Linked DNA regions of Homo sapiens: all the other regions are linked to region 1. A link is a contact called in ENCODE Hi-C or POLR2A ChIA-PET data. All regions are on one chromosome and are shown on one strand. The core of a region is the stretch at or near the end of the contact, and the rest is flanking DNA. Distances in the headings are between cores, read along the strand shown.

Region 1 (3,655 bases), core at 815-3,314:
GGTGGTCCCAAAAGATTATAATGGAGCTAAAAAATTCATTTTCTGTCTAGATATGTTTAGATACACAAATACCTACCACTGTGTTACAACTGCCTACAGCATCCAGTAAAGGTACATGTACGGGTTTGTAGCCTAGGAGCAATAGGCTACACCATATAGCCTAGGTATGTAGGAGGCTGTACCATCCAGGTTTGTGTGAGCGCAGCTCAGGATGTGCACACAACAACGAATCGCCTAACAATGCATTTTCTTGGAATGTATCCCCATCCTTAAGCAACATATGACTGTAATTATCTAAGTTACGACTTTCACTAAAAGAGAGGAAACAGGGATCAGATTGTTCCACCATCAGAGATGGGCTAAAAAGCAACTCCTGTTAATCACTCATCCAGTCAAACCAGGCTAGGCCAGGTTCCAGTTTCTCCTCCCATTCACACTTCTGGGTTACTCCTGTTTCACTTCCCCCCACCTCCCCCGTTACAAAGCCATTAAATGGAACCATTTTTATATGCTCTGGAGAACACCACTAATTAAGGTAAAAGCAGTATGCTGATTTAAGCAAAAGCATTATCCTTTTAAATGACACCTCACTCCCCTCTAAAAATCTAAAGTTCATACGGAGTAACTTTATTTATTTATTTAGAGACAGGTTGTCATTCTGTCACCCAGGCAGGAGTGCATTGCTGTGATTTTGGCTCACTGCAACCTCTGTCTCCCAGGCTCAAATGATCCTCCTGCCTCAGCTTCCCAAGTAGCTGGGACTGCAGGTGCGCACCACCACACCCAGCTAATTTTTGTATTTTTTGTAGAGACGGGGTTTGCTCGTGTTACTCAGGCTGGTCTCGAACTCCTGGACTCAAGCGATCTGTCCGCCTTGGTCTCCCAAAGTGCCGAGGTTACACACATGAGCCACCATGCCTGGCAAGGGAGTAACATGATTTAAATGTTGAGACTAGTGGAGGGCAGGAGAAATTGCTGTGGCACCTGGAACCGTCAGTAGTACACACAAATGAGTCTTCTAGTTCTGAGAATCTCAGTCCCTGTCCCTTGATAATTGAAGGCATATATAACACAAATAACTGAATCACACCTTCATGTCTGATTAAGAACCAATAAAAGAATCTCCAATCTGCCCAAGCTAGAACTTGATCCCTAAGCATAATGTGGACTTCTCTTCCTCCACTCCTGCCTGCAAACATTAGGGACAAGGAAGGTATTGGTAGCAGGCCCCGGGTTCTCCGCCTCTTCCTGCAGTCTATGCTTGGATGATCTACGGAATCTGACCTTGGCAGGCGGTGGGGAGTTTGGTTTGGTGGCCCTGTCTGTGAGGACCAAATATTGTCTCTATTTCACAGATGAGGAAACTGAAGCCAATTGAATAAGACACCTGCCCCAGACCATCAAGCTGGCATGGGAATTTTGTCTCCCCTCAGACGCTTCCTCCTATAGCCTTAAACGCTGCCTCAAATGCTGGCGGGAGCTAGGGACGCTGTCCAGGGCCCTTTGAACCTGGGAGGCTTCTGTCCCGCCACACTCCCCACCCCAGGTCTCCGGGAAAGGGATCCGTTGGAGAAAGGCTGGAGTTCTCAGCAGGCCCCTGGGGAGGGGTGTGGCCTGACCAGCGCTCGGCTCCCCGCAACCCCATCTCCAACCCGGGTCGTTCCACTCGACTCCACCAGGGAGGGCCACGCAGGCTCAGGCCAAGTGCGCCGCCCAGCTTGTCCCTGCGTACCGGGGACGCGCTCGGCGCTGCTGGGACACGAGTGGCCCGGAGGTGCGAGAGGCCCCGGGGCCATGGCCGTCACGGGCCTCCGCCCCCGACCGCGCGCTCGGGAACAGCCCGGACACCATTGTTCCCGCCTGGCTGCGGCCGGGCGCCCCACGCTCCCCCACGAATGAGGCGTGACTCTCGCCGCTGACCCGGGTCCTCCCCGCCCAGCCCGTTCCCAGCTCAGGGCGCCCACCCGGGAAGGAAGGTCCATCAGGAAGACCCACCTGGGAAGGAAGGCCCACTAGGCAAGGCCCTGTTACCAGCAGCAAGCGCGGCGCCGGTTCCGTACCACGTGTCCCGGCCACGACCCCCGGCGCTGGCCCGCCCCGCGGTCGCCCTGGCCACCAACCCCGCCTTGTCCGGAGGGCAGGCATCGCCACGCCCCCGCCACGCCCACCAATCCAGCCACAGGCAGAGGGGTGGTGTCACTCTCTCCCCGCCCCATTTCCGCCCTGAGCCAGGTGCGGAAGGTGACGTCACCTCTCCCAGCTCCATTTCCGTCCCGCCCACCAATCCCGGCCTGGTCCACAAGGCTTTCGCCTCGTCGCCCCTCCCCGACGGTAGACGGGGATGTGGGCGTGGCGAGGGGGCGGAGATTTCGTGGGTTGGGATTCAGGGGAGGCAGGGCACACGGGAGCGCGTGTCCGGAGCTGTGGGCTTGTGCTGTGCTTCCCGGTTGCTCTTGGGTGGGCGGGGGGCCTGGTGCTTCAACGGTGGGGTCCGAGAAGTCGCCTGCAGTGCGGCAATGGAGTCCAAAACTAGGGGGCCCTGACTCCACCCTCTGATCTCCCAGGCTCCGGAGGTCCCACGACGCTCCCATTCCCTTGCGCATCCAGCACTGCACTTTCCGTTGCGTTTCAGTCCCGGCGGAGTCGGGGCACGGACTCCTGCGGGTCACACAAGCTCCAATGAGAGGTCGGTCTGAACTGGATTAGGAAAGCGTTCGCCAGCATCGTTACCAGTAGTGGAAATATTTTAGTATTTGTGTCCCATGACCCTAGGAACTGATGAAGGAAGCAGAGCCAGCACCGTGTTTGAGCGTCTGCGACAGCGCTTTCCTTTTTAATCTTAACAACAATTCTTGGGGGTAAAATTGTTATTCCCTAGTCTGCTCACTTTTCCAATAGAGTGTTCTCAAAAGACTTTCTTTAAACTTGTACCACTACCACATTCTTTAAGGAGTGATGGCTCGGGAGTTATTATTTTTTAAAAATGAATTTAATAGTTGTAAGAGATGTATACGTTCCCACATAAAGTAAAATGTTAAAATTGTCTCCTCCCTTAAAATTTACATGGTTTGTTTCCTCTTTTTATATTTATTTATTTATTTATTTATTTATTTATTTAGAGACAGAGTCTTGCTCTGTTGCCATGCTGGAATGCAGTAGCCCAGTCTCAGCTCACTGCAAGCTCCGCCTCCCAGGTTCAAGCCATTCTGCCTCAGCCTCCCGAGTAGCTGGGACTGCAGGTGCGCACCACCGCACCCAGCTAATTTTTGTATTTTTAGTAGAGACAGGGTTTCACCATATTGGTCAAGATGGTCTCGATTTCTTGACCTACTGATCCACCCGCCTCAGCCTCCTAAAGTGCTGGGATTACAGGCGTGAGCCACCCCGTCCCCCCCATCCCTGCCTCCTCTTTTATTTTTTATTTCTATTCCACATCCCTCATAGAATTTTGTTAAATGTAACATTTTTATACTTAATAGTCTTACTCATATCCTAATCATTTCTCTACAACAGACTATGATAAAAATTTAAATTAATATTTACTTTGCTATAACCAGATGAGATTAGGCATGTTCAGGGTGGTATGGCCATAGACACTTTGCTATAACCAAAAAGCTTTAAGTATTAACATTTTTTCTTCTGGATTAAATTCTCA
Region 2 (3,655 bases), core at 743-3,242, 750 kb before region 1:
GGAAGTCAACCCTCCCACCTACTGCAGGGGTGAGATGGGGAGGTCATGCACCTCCCACCAACTGCAGGGGTGAGGCAGGGAGGAGGAAGTCACCCCCGCCCCGCCTACTACAGGGGTGAGGTGAGGAGGAGGAAGTCATACCCCCACCTACTGCAGGTGTGAGGCAGGGAGGAGGAAGTAACCTCCCCCCACCTACTGCAGGGGTGAGGTGAGGAGGAGGAAGTCATACCCTCACCCCTACCTACTGCAGGAGTGAGGCAGGGAGGAGGTCATACGTCCCCCACCTACTGCATGGGTGAGTTGAGGAGGAGGAAGTCACCCCCACACAACACACCTACTGCAGGGGTGAGGTAGGGAGGAGGTCATGCATCCCCCACCTACTATAGGGGTGAGATGGCGAGGAGGTCACCTGCCCCTACCTACTTCAGGGGTGAGATGAGAAGGAAGTTACCTACCCTTCCCCCCTACCAAAGCCACCCCCATCCACTGCAGGAGTTAGATGAGGAGGAAGTCATCTGTTCCCCCCACCCACCCGCCTGCACCCTGCGCCACCTACTGCAGGGGTAGGGCAGGGAGAAGGCCAGCTGCCCCCACCCGCCACAGGGGTGAGAGCGATGCAGAGCCACAGGGCATGATCCTCTCCCCAGGACCCCGTGGGGGCAGGCGAGGCACCCAGGGCTCTCAACCCGTGTGGCTCCGGGGTCTCCACCAGAGGAGTTGCAGGAAGACCACTAGGAAGGATGTGTGTCTGAGCAGCCTGCCCGGGTAGCAGGTGGGGCCTGGGTGGCCGCAGGGACAAGGGACAGAGAGCAGCCACGGCCTGGAGCCCAGAGCCCCGGGTAGGCAGGAGGGCGGTGAAGGACCTGGCTTTCCCCCAGTAGCCCAGGGACCACAGTGGCCCAGATCTGGGGCTCCCATCCAAGCCTCTCCACCCCAGGGTGCCCGGCTCAGGCCCCGCGTTAGGAAGCAGACACCTGGGCCTCCTCCCACGCGGAGGTGGCTCGCCTGGTACTGCTGCTGGTGGGTGACCCTATGGCTTCACGGCACACCAGCTTCTAAATCCTTGCCTCTGCGGCTATTTCTAACCGTTCCCCCACACAAGACTTAGCAGAGCGTGCAGACACCACAGAGGGTAATTAAACCATCACACTCGCAAAGCTGGACGCACAGGCAAACACATGATGTATTGTTAACAGCAAGTATAATTAGGCAAGTAAACGTATATCTATATGTCATAGTTAACTGAAACATTAGCTTCCAATAAACGTATAAAATGGATTCCAAATGAGGGGAAAAATTTCTTTTAGAAATTTGTGGTTTTCTATTTTCTTTCACTTCAACTCTCCATTAATGTGGGCCAATTAACTGTCAATTGGATTTACAAAAATGTGTTTACATTTTCAGCCCCATATTTGTGAGTTCAGCATTACTCAGTCTATCTTACGATAAATAACCCTTGGATTATGTATAATGATAAGAGTATCTAAACAATCACAAGGTAATGCCTGAAATACACACGAAGGTGAGCGTGAAGGAAACATGTGGGCCACAGTCTAGGACTTTCCAGATGAACCTGAGGGTGAATACACTTCGATCACCTTCCACAGGCAACTTCATCATATGATATTTCTGAAGGGAAAAAGTCTTCAGTAAAAACAGAATTATTAACTTGCGCCAGAATCAGAACCTTATACTTGAAGTAGAATACAATTACTGAGGCCACTGATATTATGACAGAGCTACATTGCTATCACTGTCTATAAACATGATGAAAGTCTTGTCTGCCTGATGGATACAGTTTCCAGTATGAGAAACATTTTTGTAAGCTCACATATATTTTTCATATATAGCCTCAAATAATAGTTCTAGATGGCTTCTATTGTTCCAACCTCCTCAAAAAAATTATTTGGCTAGTGCGCTTATCTTTATATTTGAGAAAACAGTGCTTTCTTACTGTGGTTTCTGAATGCACCGGAAGCCTAGGATTTACTTTCACTTTGCCTGCACTGTGGCTCTGAATAAATAAAATCTTTTGCTATCACCCTTTCCCACTAAAATGAACAGGAAGTAAAAAAAAAAAAAAAGTAAGGTCTGAACATTTCAAATAAATACAGCAACAAGTATATTTAATGATAAGGTCACTGATATTTTTCACACTTCAAAAGAAGGACAAAGCTGTGCTTCTCTGCTGTGGGTGAGTGTGTGTGTGCTCACATATGAGTGTGTGACTGCTCCTCCGTCTCTCCCTTCTAATTATACCAAATACGGAGAACACTGGAAAAATTACAAAAATGGCTTCACCTCTATCTATATCAGAAAATCGCTTTACTGCAATAGCATTAAAAATGTAGGCACCAGTTCTCATAAGCAGAATGAGGGAAACAGTGTTTTCCAAAGTGAAATTTCAGGGAATCGTTCTTTTCAAAGTAAGATAACTTAAGGGGCAAGGCAATTCACGCAACTGAATCTAGCATCTGTTTTAAGTCATAAAGGCCATTACATTTTGTGGGTTGTGCAATTTGCTGTTTAACCAACTTTCTACAAAAGCATGGTGAAATGGCATATTTAAAACCAAGGGCAAAGGGACTCCACTCACTGAGAGAAGAGGCACAGCCCCCCCTGGCAGGAGCAGTGTGGCCCTCTGGGGTACCTCTCCCAGCAGCAGGCCCACCGCCTCAGCCCTGACCGCATGGCCTGCTCCTGGCCATTCCACCTCCTGTTTTATCTGTCAGAAAACACTGGCATTTGGTGAAGGTGTACGGTCGGTGGTGGGTCGATGCGGCAACTGAAAAGAAACTACAGCCTAGGGCACTTCCAGTTCAGCAACCCTGGGTAGCAATGCCTACCAAATGCTCTTCCTGAACAGAAAATTATATCTGGGTGCCTCCATTTGCTCGAGCAAAAAGATTATTCAGAAATCATATATACCACCAAAACACTGCAGGCTCAAACTTGGAATAAATCCTCCACTCCCGCTCCCTCTACAGCATTTTCAAGCAGGGCTTTAGTACTCCATTATTGTGAATGTTCTTTGGCCCACAGCAAAAAATATTGACAAAATTCTGCTTTTAAGACAGTTATTGTCTCTGTCTACTTGATAGCAGCCTTCAGAAGTTCACCTGCTAGCATTAAATTCTTGAGTTTGGGTGAAAGGAGAGAAAATTTGCCACATCTCAAGCTCTTCTGCTGTAGCAGCAGCAAATCAAATTATTCTTTCAATTAAACTAGCTTTGTGCCTAAAAACAAAAAAAGGCCACAGGCTTTCTTCCCCCACACAGAGAACTGAAGCCATCACCCCTTTAAACCCCATGACTTGAGCATGATCTCCACGGCTTAGTATTCTTGGATAATACAGCTCATAAAATTAAATCTACTCTCAGAGATTTCACTTATCACTGTGTGCTGTGAGCTTGCAGGCAATCAAGGGATCAAGAGTTCTGCACTGGGGTGTGTTTTGATGGACCTGATACAGGGATATGACCTACCTCTCTCTTTCTCTCTGACACACACACACACACACACACACACACACACACACACACACCAGAAACCAAAAACACCCCATCAGAGGTTGAACAGAGAACCAAGGCCCCCATCGTCATCCCCACTGCCCTGAGATGAGAAGAGACGCTTCCCACTATGAAGCTCACAGGAC
Region 3 (3,655 bases), core at 797-3,296, 570 kb before region 1:
CTTCACCTCCCACCACCAGAGGGTGCGACCTGAAGGCCCCAGGAGACGGCATGTGGCCCACCAGCCTCCCCATATCCAGGGTTTCACCTGGCCGTGCAAGTGCGCCCAGGCGGGGATGCGTTACCCTGGTGTGCAGCGAATCCCAGTTCTCTCCTTCCCTCAGAGGAGTGGAGCTAATGCCAGCAGGCCAGCTGATTTCTGCATTAGACATAGAGCCACACATTCTTACTGGAGGCGCCCAGTGACACAGCCAGCCCAGATGAGGGCACATAGGCGGCAGGGACCTGGGGCGGGTCTCCCCGGACTCTGGTGCACAGGGGCTGTGTCATCCCGGGCACCGTAGGGCTCAGCAGTGGCCTGGCCTCCACCCACCACACATCTAGTTGTGGCAACCCAGACATGGCCACTTGTCCCCTGGGGCCAGGCCACCTGGCTGAGGACCCCCAGGGCAGAGGACTGGGCTGCTGGGAGCCTCTCCGTGCAGGGAGTGTGGGGGCCTCGGCCACATGCCTCTGCCTGCACGGCCCTGCCGTGAGCGTCTGCGGCTGCTTCTCTAAGCCTTCCTTCCCCTGTCCTCCCACGGCCACCCACGGGCTCTGGCGTCCTCTCTCCAGGTTCCTGAATGTGTTCAGTCAGGTTACAGTCCACGCTCGCTGCTCTGGGAGACGTTCTGCCCTCAATGTAACTAAGACTCGCTACGCACCTGTCAGAAGGCCACCTTATATGGATTTCAGCTTCTTTGGGGACACTTTGCCATCACTGCCACGTCCAGACCGTGTTGTCTTTCTGATACTCTCCTTCAACAATTCACGGACACTCGCTGAGACTTGTTCACATCATCAAAGGGCTTAGAGCTGGTGTTAATATTAGGGTCTATCTATTCTCAGCCTTCACTCTGTAGAGGACCCACTAGCCTCAGGATGCACAGGTGACTCCTCTGACATCACAGCAGTTCGAGGCCAGCTCTTATTCATAAAATCGAAGGCCTGGAATGAAGTCACGGTTCTCAGCTCAGGACCCAGTCAGCAGATCCGCTTCCCAGAACTGCAGAACACGCCCTGGTGGCCCCAGGGCCAGGCGGGCCCGGCGAGGACGCCCTTCTAGACTGTGTGTCTCTATCGAGCCCACCAGCCTCTGCTAGAGTCTTCCAGGCCTGGAGGGCGCCTTTTCTCCAAGAGCAGCCTGTCCATTTTAGGATTGCACCTCTGGGACCTCTTGAGTCCCTCTCACTGAGAAGGTGTGTGTTTTGCCCCACTCCAAATGCATTAGAGGCCAGGAGCATGCTGAGCCATCTTCTTTAGGCCTTAAGAAGTAACTGGAAATTCAGCACCGTCCACAGCCTGCTGGGCTCACCTCAGGGGTGCTGGGTGCCATTCTGTGGCATATTTGTTGTCCTTTCCAAGGGAGACCCCATACTTCTTCTTCCCCCAGGACTTGCTTTACACAGATTTATGGTATTCGTTACATCTGAGACACTCTCGCTGTGTCTCGATTGCAGAGGCACGGAGATGTGAGGGGCATGCCTTCTGCAGTCAGATGGACAGGGTGTTATTTTCCCCTCTGGTGCTCCTCTCTGGCTTGTGGCGCACCTGCTTCATCACAGGACGCACCAGGAGATGACCCGTCACGAGATGCTGCTGCATGCATAGCAGGCCCTGCAGCCCGGGGCCCACAGCACCCCTGCTAACCAGGCTCCCGTGCAGCATTTCCTGCCTATAGTCAAAGAGCTCTCTCTAGAGAAGAGGAAGTCCCCATTGTTCAAGACTACCCAAAACACCAGCCTTCTCTGCACGGCACGTCGAGGAAAGAATAACTGTGCAGTGAACAGCACTGGCCCAAGTCTGCAGGGCGAGGAAGAAGCCAGGACATAAGCAAAGACAAATCTTACTAGAAACAGAACGAACTTGCAGGCTTCCCTTCAGATGACGATGACTGCGAGTGAAGAGGAAATCCTCTCCCAGCATCTCTTCCTGCTGGTGGAAGCTGCAGGTCACCTGACCACACATGACAAGACAGTGTGACTCAGATCCAGCGTCTGCCGTGAAGTTTGGTCTCAGGGCCCTGCTCATCAAGAAATGTTTTTGAAAAAGGTGGAAGTAGGTAGAGGGACGTGCTCTGAACCAGCGTGACCAAAAGACAGTGTGTTCACGGTGCATTCATCTGATTCAATTCCTGCCAAAGGCTTTTGTTATTTGAGAACATTATGACTAAACCAACAGAGAGGAAGGTGAGTAAGCAAACAGGAAAAACTGATGACGAATTGACAATCCATGTATTTATCCACCCATTTAAAGTAACTTGCTGAGCGCCTACCTAGCTGCACAAGAAGCTCAGGGCCTGAAGATGAACACGCAGAGGCTGTGTGCAGGGGCATGAGCTTACAGCTGGAATTAGAGATAAAGGAAAAGGCACCTGAGCCCTGTGACATGCGGGGGGTCAGGGGAGGTGGGACATATGTGGCCTCGTAGCCAGAGCCCCGCCTGTTTCCCAGGACATTCTGAATACGGGTGAGAGACTGCGCGTTGGACAATCACTGTGAGTCCCGACCCTTACCAGAAAAGTCACTCGCAGCGTCGTTTCCAGGCATAGGTTAGGATCACCATCCTCTCCCACGGGCCGTATGTTGCAATCCTGATATGAAAACGTCTTCTATCTCCTTCAACTGCGGCAGGAGCACAGGTGAAAGAGGGGAGCCCAGACTGGGGGTAGACTGTATTCGTGGGTTATGGCCCTATTTACAGATCAGTCATGATAGCTCTGCAGATTTGCTGGGGCTCTGTGGCGCAGTGGAGGCGAGGACAGAGGTGGCCCTGCTCTGGGAGATCCCTTCCTAACTGGGGCTCCCTGACGGCTTCCTGCACAGGAGGGGCCCGACGCCGGCGGGACAAGCAGGGAGCCCAGATCAGCCTTGGAAAGCTCAGGCTCAAACCAGAGCTCAATGTGGAAATTAAAAAACAAACCTTGACTTTGTGTTGGTTTTTATTCTTCCACTTAAAAAGTTATTTGAAGCGTAACGTGAGATCCTGGAGAGGACTGAAATGGCATGTCCTAGGTTCATGTTTATCCTGGTTATAAATTGTCTTTTTATGAAGTTGAAAGCCATGTTGAAATTAGGTCATTTTAAAAGAATTTATTAAAAGGTATTGAAAATGCAGGGCCATGGAGGAAGTAAATGATTCTTTGCCTGGGAGATTTAGAACGGATTTATTTAATTCTGGTAATGGGCTTTGTGACCACGGCTGTCTTCTGTCTCCAGCTGGTGAGCTCTTTAGGGGGGCATCCTTCGAGTCCAGCCTAGAGAAAAGCAGAGTTGTGTCCTGACTGCAGGGTGTAGGCATTTGGGTGGAAGGTTCTTTCCCTCATGCTTACTTCTCAAACATGAGGTTCAAGACCCACCTCTGCCTTGTCGATTTTACAGATCCAGAGTCCAAGAAAGCCAAGAGTCATCGACGTGTCCCAGCCTGTAACGGGCTGGGCCTCTTTGTTTTCTCACCAGAGGGTTTCAGGGTCCAGACGTGGGGCCTGGATTCTAGAAGCCCACATGCTAAGCCTTCAGCAGATACCTCCTTCACCCAGTGAAGACCAGCACATCCAGCCTGGTATTTCAAAGCTGGCTTCATAATGCTGATTTCTCTAATTTCCATCTTCAGGATAT

What was found. A loop is a pair of places that touch in the nucleus more often than their neighbours do. ChIA-PET counts read pairs that join two places held with the same protein, here RNA polymerase II (POLR2A). Pooled maps may share reads with other maps.
Region 2: a loop to region 1 is called in a pooled map, with 7 times the contacts of the local background. The contact joins the enhancer-like site here to the promoter of CNDP2 in region 1. A Hi-C loop is called at or near these places in 1 of 168 maps with a recorded cell type or tissue (CD4-positive, alpha-beta memory T cell) and 9 of 50 pooled maps. POLR2A ChIA-PET finds 5 or more read pairs at or near these places in 1 of 52 experiments (A549).
Region 3: a map of CD4-positive, alpha-beta memory T cell shows a loop between it and region 1 (17-fold over the local background). The contact joins the enhancer-like site here to the promoter of CNDP2 in region 1. A Hi-C loop is called at or near these places in 3 of 168 maps with a recorded cell type or tissue (CD4-positive, alpha-beta memory T cell, heart right ventricle and naive thymus-derived CD4-positive, alpha-beta T cell) and 10 of 50 pooled maps. POLR2A ChIA-PET finds 5 or more read pairs at or near these places in 1 of 52 experiments (OCI-LY7).

What each region holds. Positions count from the first base shown.
Region 1 is chr18:74,494,772-74,498,426 of GRCh38, reverse strand. CNDP2 (carnosine dipeptidase 2) reads right to left here and starts at 2,064. Exons shown (of 12, transcript NM_018235.3): 1 at 1,996-2,064. RefSeq lists enhancers at 956-1,055, 1,439-1,951, 2,509-2,778 and silencers at 1,549-1,598, 1,729-2,238.
Region 2 is chr18:75,246,293-75,249,947 of GRCh38, reverse strand. The region is part of intron 1 of TSHZ1 (teashirt zinc finger homeobox 1); the gene reads right to left. Among named protein-coding and RNA genes, the nearest start is that of TSHZ1, 37 kb to the right of the region's middle. Within about 2 kb of position 1,992, at least 14 of the 41 ENCODE cell types and tissues checked have a DNase peak (open chromatin) inside an H3K27ac peak, as active enhancers do.
Region 3 is chr18:75,069,507-75,073,161 of GRCh38, reverse strand. No RefSeq gene overlaps it. Among named protein-coding and RNA genes, the nearest start is that of PTGR3, 140 kb to the left of the region's middle. RefSeq lists enhancers at 1-63, 64-564, 1,845-1,994, 2,283-2,783, 1,644-2,843. Within about 2 kb of position 2,046, at least 28 of the 41 ENCODE cell types and tissues checked have a DNase peak (open chromatin) inside an H3K27ac peak, as active enhancers do; they include heart right ventricle, where a contact is called at or near this core.